Linked DNA regions of Homo sapiens: region 2 is linked to region 1. The links are chromatin contacts, found by Hi-C or POLR2A ChIA-PET in ENCODE. All regions are on one chromosome and are shown on one strand. Each heading gives the region's core, a stretch centred on a gene start or an enhancer-like site at or near the end of the contact. The rest is flanking DNA. Distances are from core to core; before and after follow the strand shown. Region 1 overlaps NECTIN1 (nectin cell adhesion molecule 1). Region 2 has its middle 71 kb from the start of TRIM29.

Region 1 (4,953 bases), core at 1,243-3,742:
GACCGTACACTCTACCATACTGCAATGATGTGGCTTGAGAGGTCCAGAAAATTCAACCTAGTTGAGGAAGATGTAGGAGAGCTTTATTTTTTATTGGGTCTCTGCTGTTGAAGAAAGCACAAATGTAACAATAGTGAGCTTATAGACTACTGCAACACACTGAAATGAGTCAATCCCAAATGATCATGAGGCTGCCACTTCCTCAAACCCTGTCCTCATTCCTGCAGAAGAGAAGAACTTTAGCCATTTGAAAACTGGCAGAAGGACCAGAGCCAGCCATGGTAACTTCTAATTTGCATTTATTTGCAATTTATACAGGCTTTACCATGCTATGTCAGTATGTGATTAATGGAATGACCTTAGCAATTGTCACAACCAGAATGAGAGGTGCAGACCATTAGTACATAAAAATTCGAAAGAGAAAAAGATCACGGTAAACTGGAGAAGAGAAGGCTCCTGAAGAAGGGGCTGGAGAAGTGCAATCGGTGGGGAGGGAGGATGAGGAAAGGCACTCCTGGCGGGGCAAACTGCATGTGTAAAGGCTTGCAGTAAGGAATCAACTTGGATAACAAGGACAGCAAGGAAGGTGAGTTGACCAAACCCAAGATACGGTTGCATGATGGAAGCTTTGAAGGCCAGACTGCACAGCCCAACAGGCAGTTGGGGAGCCATTGCTGGTCTTTGAGAAAGCGAGTGGTTGTGTCTACAGAGTGAAGATTAACCTGGTGACTGCGGGTGGGGTGATTCAAGGCAGGCAGAGGCAAAAGGAAAGTGGGAGATTTAGGAATCGACCACAGCAGTAAAACCTGGCATAAGTTCCATGGTGGTGACAGTGGCGACAGGAAGTTGTATCGAATGGAGAGGGTTTAGAAGGAAGATGGCAAACCAGGTTGGTACAGATGGGTTTTGAAGTGGTGGTGAGAATTCCAAATGAGGGTGTGCTAGAGGTCAGTTTTTCTAATGTGTCCACCTAGATATCAGTTATGTGAGACTGTCTTGGAGGCAGGAGGTATGGGGTTCATGTTCCAGTATGTTGGGAAACATGGCATTTGACGTGTCCCTCTAGTAGTTCACAGTGTGCACGAGAAGGTAACAGGCTCTGATGCTTTTGTCTAAGCCAACATCTCGACCCCCCTATTTTTGCTGACCCTTTGAGCCAATGGTTTGAGATTCCATGGGCCACAGTTTGGGAGATGCTGTGGAGATACAGTCCCAGAGTTGGGCGAGAACTATGTACCCTAAATAATTTGGACAGCCAGCAGGATAAGGGTGACTCCAGAAGTTGATACTAGTCTGTCACTAGGAAAGAAAGCAGAGGGTCAAGGCTGAGGGTCCCAGGACAAAGCGTCCAGCGAGACAGCTGGAACAGAGAAAAGGAGCAACACAGCTGGAGATAGCACTCAGAGAGGAAAGCCGAGAACCACGGAATCTTGTATGGGAAGGCAAGGGACATGTTTCAGAAAAATGGCAGCTCCCTCCATCTGGATGCTTCCTTATCCTCCTGGCCTCTCCAAGTCCGGCCTCCTCCAAGAAGCCTTCTCTAATGCCAAGACACACCACCCCGTTCCCCTGCACCCTGCACTTCCCTGCCTGTTCCCTTAACATCTGCATGTGCTGTCTCTGAGTGTCCTTTGCTTCCCTGGGGAGGCTGTGAGTTTCTCATATCCCGTGACTAGCAGGATAGATGCTCAGTATGTTTGCTGATGGGAGGGATGGATGAAGAGAGGAAGGCAGGTGTAGACAGGAGAGATCATTCAGATCTGGGTGAGAACCGAGGAGGGGGGCAGGCAGGCTGAGTACAGAGGAGGCTAGGTTCTTCCCAGCTGCCTCTGGGGAACCCCTGGTGGAGGCTGCTCCCATCTCGTGGGGAGCAGTTGCGGGGCCCTTTTGAGGGCGGTAAACAGATGGGACCTGGTGAGCCGGGAGATGCTTGAGGTTCCAGGGAGGCTGCTGCGGAGACAGGCGGTCAGGACAAAGATCCCATGGATATGTACTGGGCAGCTGCTGGCTGACCTGCACCGAGGATGGTGGTGGCAGGTGGGGAGCGGGGTCCTCCATGGCAGTGCTCCTCTGCCAGTGCCCACGTGTATAGGAGCCCCTGGGGGGTCCTGGCTCAGCCGCGTGACCTTGGATGAGTGAGTGGCCTCCCCTTCCTTGGGCCCTGTGTTTTCGTCAGCCCTTCCCGCCCAAATTCCTGGAAGGCCTTTCCTCTTTCCTAGAATCTCCACCCTGCTGCAGCCTGCCGAGTGGGATAGCACCCCACACACGCCCCAGGAGGAGGGAGTGGGCTCAGGGAGGAGCATGATTCCCATGGAGTGAGAGATACTGAATCAGAGAGTGAGCTGGCAGCAGTATACAGGCAAACAGTATACGGGCAAACTGGCCCTTTACGTGGGCCTGGAGCAAGGAGGGCCTGAGCGGCTGAGGTCAGCCTTCTGGGCTTGCCCTAGACCCGCAGCCTAGTGGCTCTGACCGAGGCCAGCTGTGGTCTCTGGTGCCACCCTGTGGTGGTGCCAGGAACCATTTCCCTTAGCCTCACCTTAGGGCCTCTTTGGCCCGTGGCATGGCCCTGGTTTCAGCCACCTTCCCAGGCCCTGTAAGGCAAGGGAAGGGGCAGTGTTGGCCAAAGAACAGTACTGTGGCCCGGCCCCACTGGCACAGAAAGCCACCCACCCAGCCTTCTCTCCTGTCCCACCTGCTTCCTTTCTCTTCTTTTCACCTTTCCTGCCTCCTCATTTTGGCTGTGTCCACGGGGCATACAGATTTGCACACTCATGTTCATCATGTCGGCACAGGCATGCAGGCCCTCCCAGCATGTGCTCTCTGGGTGGCAGGCTTGCTATGACGGCAAGCGTGTATGCCTGTGCATGTGCCCACTTGTGTGTACTCGACATTGCCACGCACGCACACACGCACATGCTTTCACCCCCATTTCTGCCGTCCTTGCCCTGTGCTTGTGCCCTGCCATGCTGGTGTCTTACACTTATAACCCAGGCTGGCAGCACTGCCAGGCCCCCACCTTGCCCTGCAGGCCCAGACCACAGCCAAGAACCACAGCCCTAGTTTCTGGCACCTTGGCAGCTGATTGGCACTCACGGGGCATCTCCTGAGCCAGTGCCTGGGAACCTGTTTTCCCTGTGCCCTGCAGGCAGACAAAATCAGGTGCAGAACACCTAGGTGGCTCCTGGTTCTGGGTCTTGGAAGCCAAGTTGATAGTGTTGGGGCAGAGTGACTGCCAGGTGTCTGGCAGAGGGGTATCAGTGACATTTGCACACGTTCTATGTGCAGGAGAAGCAACGATGCATCATTGCTGGGTGGCCTCAGGCAAGTTCTTTAACCTCTGCAAGCCTCAGCTCCTCAGATATCCAATGAGAATGAATGGCATACCTCCTCAGGGTTGTGGCTGTGAATGGCATGGAGTGGGCAGTGTGCTGCAGCTGGAACTGGCACACGTGTCTCACTGCACCATGAATAGGGATTGAGCTGGGCCAGCACCACACCAAGGACAGTGGGGATGGAAGACCCTGGTGCTGTGGGTACTGCCCTCTGCCTCTCCTCTTGCCTGTCTCTCACTCCAGCTACCAACGCTGCGGCATGTTAGGGCTCCAGGATGGGTGGAGTGCTGCGGGGCCTCGAACTGGAGCTGCTCAAACCTGGGGTGCAGACAGCCTGTCCTTCCTGGCCTCTCCTTTCCCTGCCTCCCTCCCACCCCCTCTACACCCCAGGAGCACACGCTGATGCTGTCCCCTCCATCTCTTTTCCTCACCCAGAATTCCCCTACACCCCGTCTCCTCCCGAACATGGGCGGCGCGCCGGGCCGGTGCCCACGGCCATCATTGGGGGCGTGGCGGGGAGCATCCTGCTGGTGTTGATTGTGGTCGGCGGGATCGTGGTCGCCCTGCGTCGGCGCCGGCACACCTTCAAGGGTGACTACAGCACCAAGAAGCACGTGTATGGCAACGGCTACAGCAAGGCAGGCATCCCCCAGCACCACCCACCAATGGCACAGAACCTGCAGTACCCCGACGACTCAGACGACGAGAAGAAGGCCGGCCCACTGGGTGGAAGCAGCTATGAGGAGGAGGAGGAGGAGGAGGAGGGCGGTGGAGGGGGCGAGCGCAAGGTGGGCGGCCCCCACCCCAAATATGACGAGGACGCCAAGCGGCCCTACTTCACCGTGGATGAGGCCGAGGCCCGTCAGGACGGCTACGGGGACCGGACTCTGGGCTACCAGTACGACCCTGAGCAGCTGGACTTGGCTGAGAACATGGTTTCTCAGAACGACGGGTCTTTCATTTCCAAGAAGGAGTGGTACGTGTAGCCCCCCTTCCAGAGCCTCTGTCTGTGACCGCTCCTCCCCAGCCCCTCCCCGCACGCCCCCTGCCCACCCCCCACCTCCCACTCCAGGAGCTGAACAGAGACTTGCCCAGCTGCCCAAAGCCAGCCCCGAACTCCTGGGGGGCCAGGGGAGCCCAGGGCAGCCACGACTTGGCTTTGTGTTTTATTTCCTCCCTCTCCTCCGCCCTTCCCCATGGTGTTGTGTTCGACTGTGGCTTTAGTGTTACTGTATCTTCCCTTTACGGGCCCCACCTGCCTGCCCTCTGTGTAGGGAGCCCTGTTCTCGTCTTGTGTACCTGGGCATCCCTCCAGGGTTTGGGGAGCCAGCCTCCCCCGCCCCCCTACACTGGAATTTGTTTGTGTTTCTTCACTGGGGGTGGAGGGCTCAAGGGGCTCTAAGAGGGAAAAGCTCCCCACACCCCCAGATGCTGCTCCTCCTCCCGGCTAGAGGGAACCCAACACCCACCAGTGAAATCTGATGCAGCTGGGAGTTTGGACCTTGGGTCTAGACAGCTGGTGCGCCCAAGAGGTAGGGGGAGGGGTGCGGCTTCTCCCCAGTTCCCAGGGAGTCTTGTTTGTTAAGCGGGGCCTTGGGCAGTGTTTTCCTGCTGAGGG
Region 2 (4,953 bases), core at 745-3,244, 400 kb before region 1:
GTTAATCATTTTAAAGCTAAAAAATGAAGCCAAAAAAAGACAAAATATAACATCATTGGCACAATTTAGTATTTGCCTAAATTGTGCCATTTGCAAATGTTTGAGTTTTATTAAAATTCACTTATTAATTACTAGACAATTATTTACCTAAAGTATTTTTTTAATCTTTTATTGGAATGATTATATATATGAGGTTCAATAAAAGAACACTTCCACTGTTTGTGTTTCATTTCTGGCCATTATTAATATTTGTTTCATTCCATGGTTATTACTGAAAATAATTTTGTTGAATAGAGGAAAGGGTTTTATAAAAAAATCCACTCTGAGTGTGGAATGTGCTAGAATGCCAGTGACTATGCCAGTGGGAGGTGACTCCTGCTTCTGGTGTCCTGGCTCTAAGTACAAGGACCCAGTAAGCACAGACTCTGCTCTGATGGGTGGGAGGGCGTGGAGGAAGCTTTCTCCTGGGTTGAGCCTTGCCATGAAGTGGGATGGCTGTGGTGAACACATTCCCTGGGTGGAAACTGCACTAAGACTCTGTAGTTAAGATACAGTTTCAACTGCAGTAATGCTATAATAAACTCCAAAACAACAGTGGCTTTTACAAACTAGAAATGTACGTCTCTCTCCTATAACAGGATTGGTGCAGCTGCTCCCTGGTACAGGAACCCAGGTCCCTTCTACCTTATTGCTCTGGCATCCTGGGATTTGGCCTTATTCAGTGGTTTAAGGTGCCTTACCACCAGGTCTGCATTCCGGCCAGTGGGAAGGGTGAAGGGGAAGAGGAGGGCATGCCCCTTTCCATAGCCCTGATTTGTAACTTGTATACATTTTGCTCACATCCCATGTGGCATCCCTTTGGCACAACTTAGTCATATGGCCCCATCTAACTGCAAGAGAGGCTAGGAAGGTGTTTTCTTTATTTTGGGCTGCTATGTGTCCAGCTAAAAATACTATTGCCACAGAGGAGAGAAAAATGAATATTTGGGAACAACCAGAGATTTCTTCCACAGAAGTGTGACTTCCCTCGTTTCTGCAACTAAACTTGTTGGTCCAGCAGTGGCCCCAGAAGGCACTGACATCATATCCACCTGGTGACATCCATCCAGAGGGAAACTGCTCCAACGGTTAGAAAAGCCTGCCTGGGGGCCAGGTAAAGGATGAAGGAGATGAGAAATTTGTGCAACATCCTTTTTTTTTTTTTTTTTTTTTGCCTGGCTGGCCCCCAAAATGGTATTTGTTTTTCTCTTTTTAAGCAACTTGGTGTTTGTACATTCAATTCAGCACACTCATGTGGATGAATTAAGGGGGATGGGAATAAACCAGTGTCTCCCAAGTTCGCCATAAGACTCACCCTGGGTGTTTGTTAAGTGCACATCTTGGAGTCCATCCTGGGCATTCTGATTCAATGGTCTGAAACGGGACCCTGGAGTCTGCAGGTTTAACAAATTGCCCATGTGATTTTTAATCAGGCAAATTTATGAACCCCTGTGCTGTTTCCCCAGCGTATCCAGAGCCTGCCAGAACATGGAGATTAATTGCAAGGATATTCACGATAACATCTAGATCAGGAGCTACGGCACGGGGAGGCCCTCATGAGGCTCGGGCTGGGAGACTGGGTGAGGCGGGGAGGTCAGGATCCAGTGGAGCTCTCAGGGCATGGCTTTCTGAGGTCTTACAGCAGCCAGAGTTTGTGGCTCTTCCTTCCAGACTCTGCCACCAGCCGGACTCATCTGCTGTCAGGGAGTCTCCGTTCACTTCTCTTACTCCCACCAGCTGCTTTATTATTTCCTGTTTCCATTGAGAGAGAGCCTGATTGGCTCAAATAACTGCAGTTGAGTGAATTGCCTCCTGCACTGAGTCATTTATCAGGCCTCTGGTCAGCCTATGAGTTGGCTGCCCATGGCTCAGGTGCCCACCCCCTGTCCAGCCAGTCATAGGGTTCTAAACAGGAGTTTAGAATCCTGCCTCGGTGAATAAGACCATGCCTGGTCCCACCCTGAGAGACAGCATGATGAAGCATGGGAACATGGTACAGCCATGGAGGCACTGGTGGGGTTGGGTCTCAGGCGCCCACGGCTGTGATGCTGCACTCTGCCAAGTGGCCTCTCCCTGTGCTCCAGCAGGGCCTCACCATGCAGCCTCCTCTGCCTTCCAAGCACATCAGCGAGGTAGGGGATCCACACAGCAGATGCGGAAGAGTTAATCCAATAGAAGAGATTGTTATTCACAGGTCCTTCTACTGCACTTAGGAAGTGTGCATTATTGAGTCTCCTTAGCTGCTGAGGAGGAGATCTGAGGATCAATGGAGAGGAAAGTGAGCATGAGGGATTTTCTTGCCAGCTGCCCATCTTGTCACCCCAGGGGAGCTGCTTCCTCCCTCTGACAGGCAGTGGGGAAGCCAGGCCATAAGCCAGGGCCTGCCTGGGCTCTGGTCCTGCCCTCCAAGCACCTTGTGCCTCCTCTGAGGTTGGCAACAAGTGGCAGCCCCCTCCTGTCAGCAGGCGAGAGGGGCGATCTGTCCTTCCCAGCCCATTAACACAGCACACACAGAGCGAGGTTAATGGACTCAAGATGGAGCTGGCAGGAGAGGGAGAGCCCTATGGGAGCACGCAGCCCACCTTCTGTCTCTTAGCCCACTCTCTCCTCTTGCCAGCTCTGGGCACATTCACACAGTGGTCATCTAGGCACCTCAGCCTCAAAGACACACAGGAGGTGGGGCAGGGGGCAGAGGGGCAGAGAAGCAAGGGGATCATTGGTCTCCAGCACTCTCACCCACAGGTCCCTGAGGGATGGCAGCTGTCAGCTCGGTTAAGGGAGTCATTAGGACAGAAAATCAGCTTTTATGCCCACTCAGGGTTGTGTGATTGAATTGTGGGTGCAGACAGAGACAGACTGCAAATCTCTGTGGCGCTGGAGCCTCCGTGTTTGCTAGACGAGGCCCCAAAAAGGCGAGAGAGAAGAGAGGCATCCACATGGTGTGGGCGTTGTTCCCATCAGCCTAGCTCCTTGGAACCATCATTTACTCCGAAGTGGAAAGAAACAGCTCCAAGAGATGCAGATGGGTCTGAGGTCTGCCAGCATATCAGACGCAGATTAAATTCGAGGTAGGAGGTGAGAAAGTCCCCCATTTTCAGGGAGGATATGAGGTCAGCGGGTGCAAATTTCACACATGAAAATGACACATTTCATAACCCGAGTTCTGGGTGGATTTTCATACCCATTGATTTGAAAAACAGTCAAAGCTGCTCAGATTGCTTTCTTCTTATGAGGTAAGGGGGACACCCTCCCAGCACTCCCACCTTACTGTGACTTGTTGGGCAGTGGCAGTGGTGCACTGCTCAAAGTTCTGCAGGTCGAGGCCTCAGATGTGAGAATCTCCCACACTGACCTTCCTCTTCCTCACCAAGAACATTCTCCTACAGTGGGGTGTGCACAGAGTGTGTGTGCACACACGCAACACACCAAGAACAATTCAACTGTCTCACACACACTCAGGTTCACTTCCGACATGCAGGACAAGTTGTTTCAGAAACAATTCAGGTTGGATACTGGGAAGGACTTCCCAAACAGTTATGAGACAAGGGCAGCTGTTACTGGGGGAGCTACAGGATCCTTTGCCCTGAAAAGATTTATAAATAAGATTGCCAGAAACATCGTCTAAGATAAGTACCCCTAATAGCTCACCTTTCCAAAGGACTTGGCAAGGCATTTTCACACCCCTCCTCATCTGTTTCTGGCAGGCAGTCACGTTTCACTACACTCATTTTCACAGAGGAAGAAAATAGGCTCAGTCATCCAGTGAATTGACCAAGGTCACATAGCACCAACTGAGGAGCTGGGCCCACAGCTGAGGTCTCTGGACTCCTATTCTGGTGCTCTGTGCACCTGATACTGCATCTGGCATTGGGGGTGGAGAGCTGCCCTGGATGCCTCTGGAAGGTCCTGCCCAGCAGAGAGAGGATGAGAAACCTGTCTCAGGGCTGCCCCATCCTCTTCGTGTCCTTGTTCTTAGTCCAGGGTCCTTTCACCAAAACAAATTAAATCCAGGCCCGAGCTGTGTGTCTGGAGCCACCACTGGCCTTCTGAAATTCTTCTTGGTGTGGGGCTGAGTGGATAAAGGAGGACCCTGCAGGGCTGCTGGCATCATCAGGCAGGAGTGGCACTTCGTCTGCTTCTTCCCAGTTATTGCAAGTTCTTCCCAGGTTCCCTTCCATTTCCCAGCAGATGCTAAATGGAGAAGAGGAAAAAAGTGCCCTCTAAAGCTTGGTTCATGGGGATATTCCCGTCTTTGGGTTTGGAGAGATTAGAATTTGAAAGGAGTGGGGGTTATGCCTATGTATCTGTGCGTACATGTGTGGTTTGGGAACAGGCAACTTCTGCTTCCTAATAAAAAAAAATTAAAGCTTGAAAGGGATTTGTTAAATCAACTAAAGGGGGCCCTTGGGGTCTCCATCTCTCTTCTGTGCAAACCCTTGCCCAGTGTGTAAATGAATGAGGACCGCATGGATTTGACTTCACTGAGAAATGGCACTGGCTTATAAAATCCAGGGAGAAACATCATCAAGAGCCAGGTTTGTTTTCATCTCTCTGTCCACACACTCCCAGCAGCTTGTTCTAGCCGCTCCAGCCTCCAGGCAGTGGGGTATTTGCATGTTTGGGTGAGAGAAGGAGGAAGAAAAGTCACAGTCATGAATCAACCAAGCCCAGGCCATGTGAGCACTTGGAAGAAAGGAGACTCATCACTTTATTTACCAAAAAGGGGCTGGGTCCTGCTCCCCAGATGTGAGGATTCAGCCTGCAAAATGGAGCGGGAGGTAGATACTTAGATCCCCAGTGCATGGCTTCAAAGCAATAGCGAGAGTAACTTTGTCTTCCTTTCCATTTCTCCAGTCTTCCTCTTAGGGCCTGATTACCAATGTGATGTACAGGATGATGCTGGTCTAGAAAACA

What was found. Hi-C counts contacts between places; a loop is a spot of excess contacts on that map. ChIA-PET counts read pairs that join two places held with the same protein, here RNA polymerase II (POLR2A). Pooled maps may share reads with other maps.
Region 2: a map of HepG2 shows a loop between it and region 1 (4-fold over the local background). The contact joins two enhancer-like sites. A Hi-C loop is called at or near these places in 8 of 168 maps with a recorded cell type or tissue (CD14-positive monocyte, CD4-positive, alpha-beta T cell, CD8-positive, alpha-beta T cell and 5 more) and 17 of 50 pooled maps. POLR2A ChIA-PET finds 5 or more read pairs at or near these places in 2 of 52 experiments (OCI-LY7 and activated naive CD4-positive, alpha-beta T cell).

Annotation. Positions count from the first base shown.
Region 1 is chr11:119,664,115-119,669,067 of GRCh38, reverse strand. NECTIN1 (nectin cell adhesion molecule 1) reads left to right here. Exons shown (of 6, transcript NM_002855.5): 6 at 3,771-4,953. The coding sequence ends at 4,321. Among named protein-coding and RNA genes, the nearest start is that of NECTIN1-AS1, 43 kb to the left of the region's middle. RefSeq lists enhancers at 3,397-3,933, 3,934-4,472. Within about 2 kb of position 2,492, at least 2 of the 41 ENCODE cell types and tissues checked have a DNase peak (open chromatin) inside an H3K27ac peak, as active enhancers do.
Region 2 is chr11:120,065,097-120,070,049 of GRCh38, reverse strand. No RefSeq gene overlaps it. Among named protein-coding and RNA genes, the nearest start is that of TRIM29, 71 kb to the left of the region's middle. Within about 2 kb of position 1,994, at least 3 of the 41 ENCODE cell types and tissues checked have a DNase peak (open chromatin) inside an H3K27ac peak, as active enhancers do.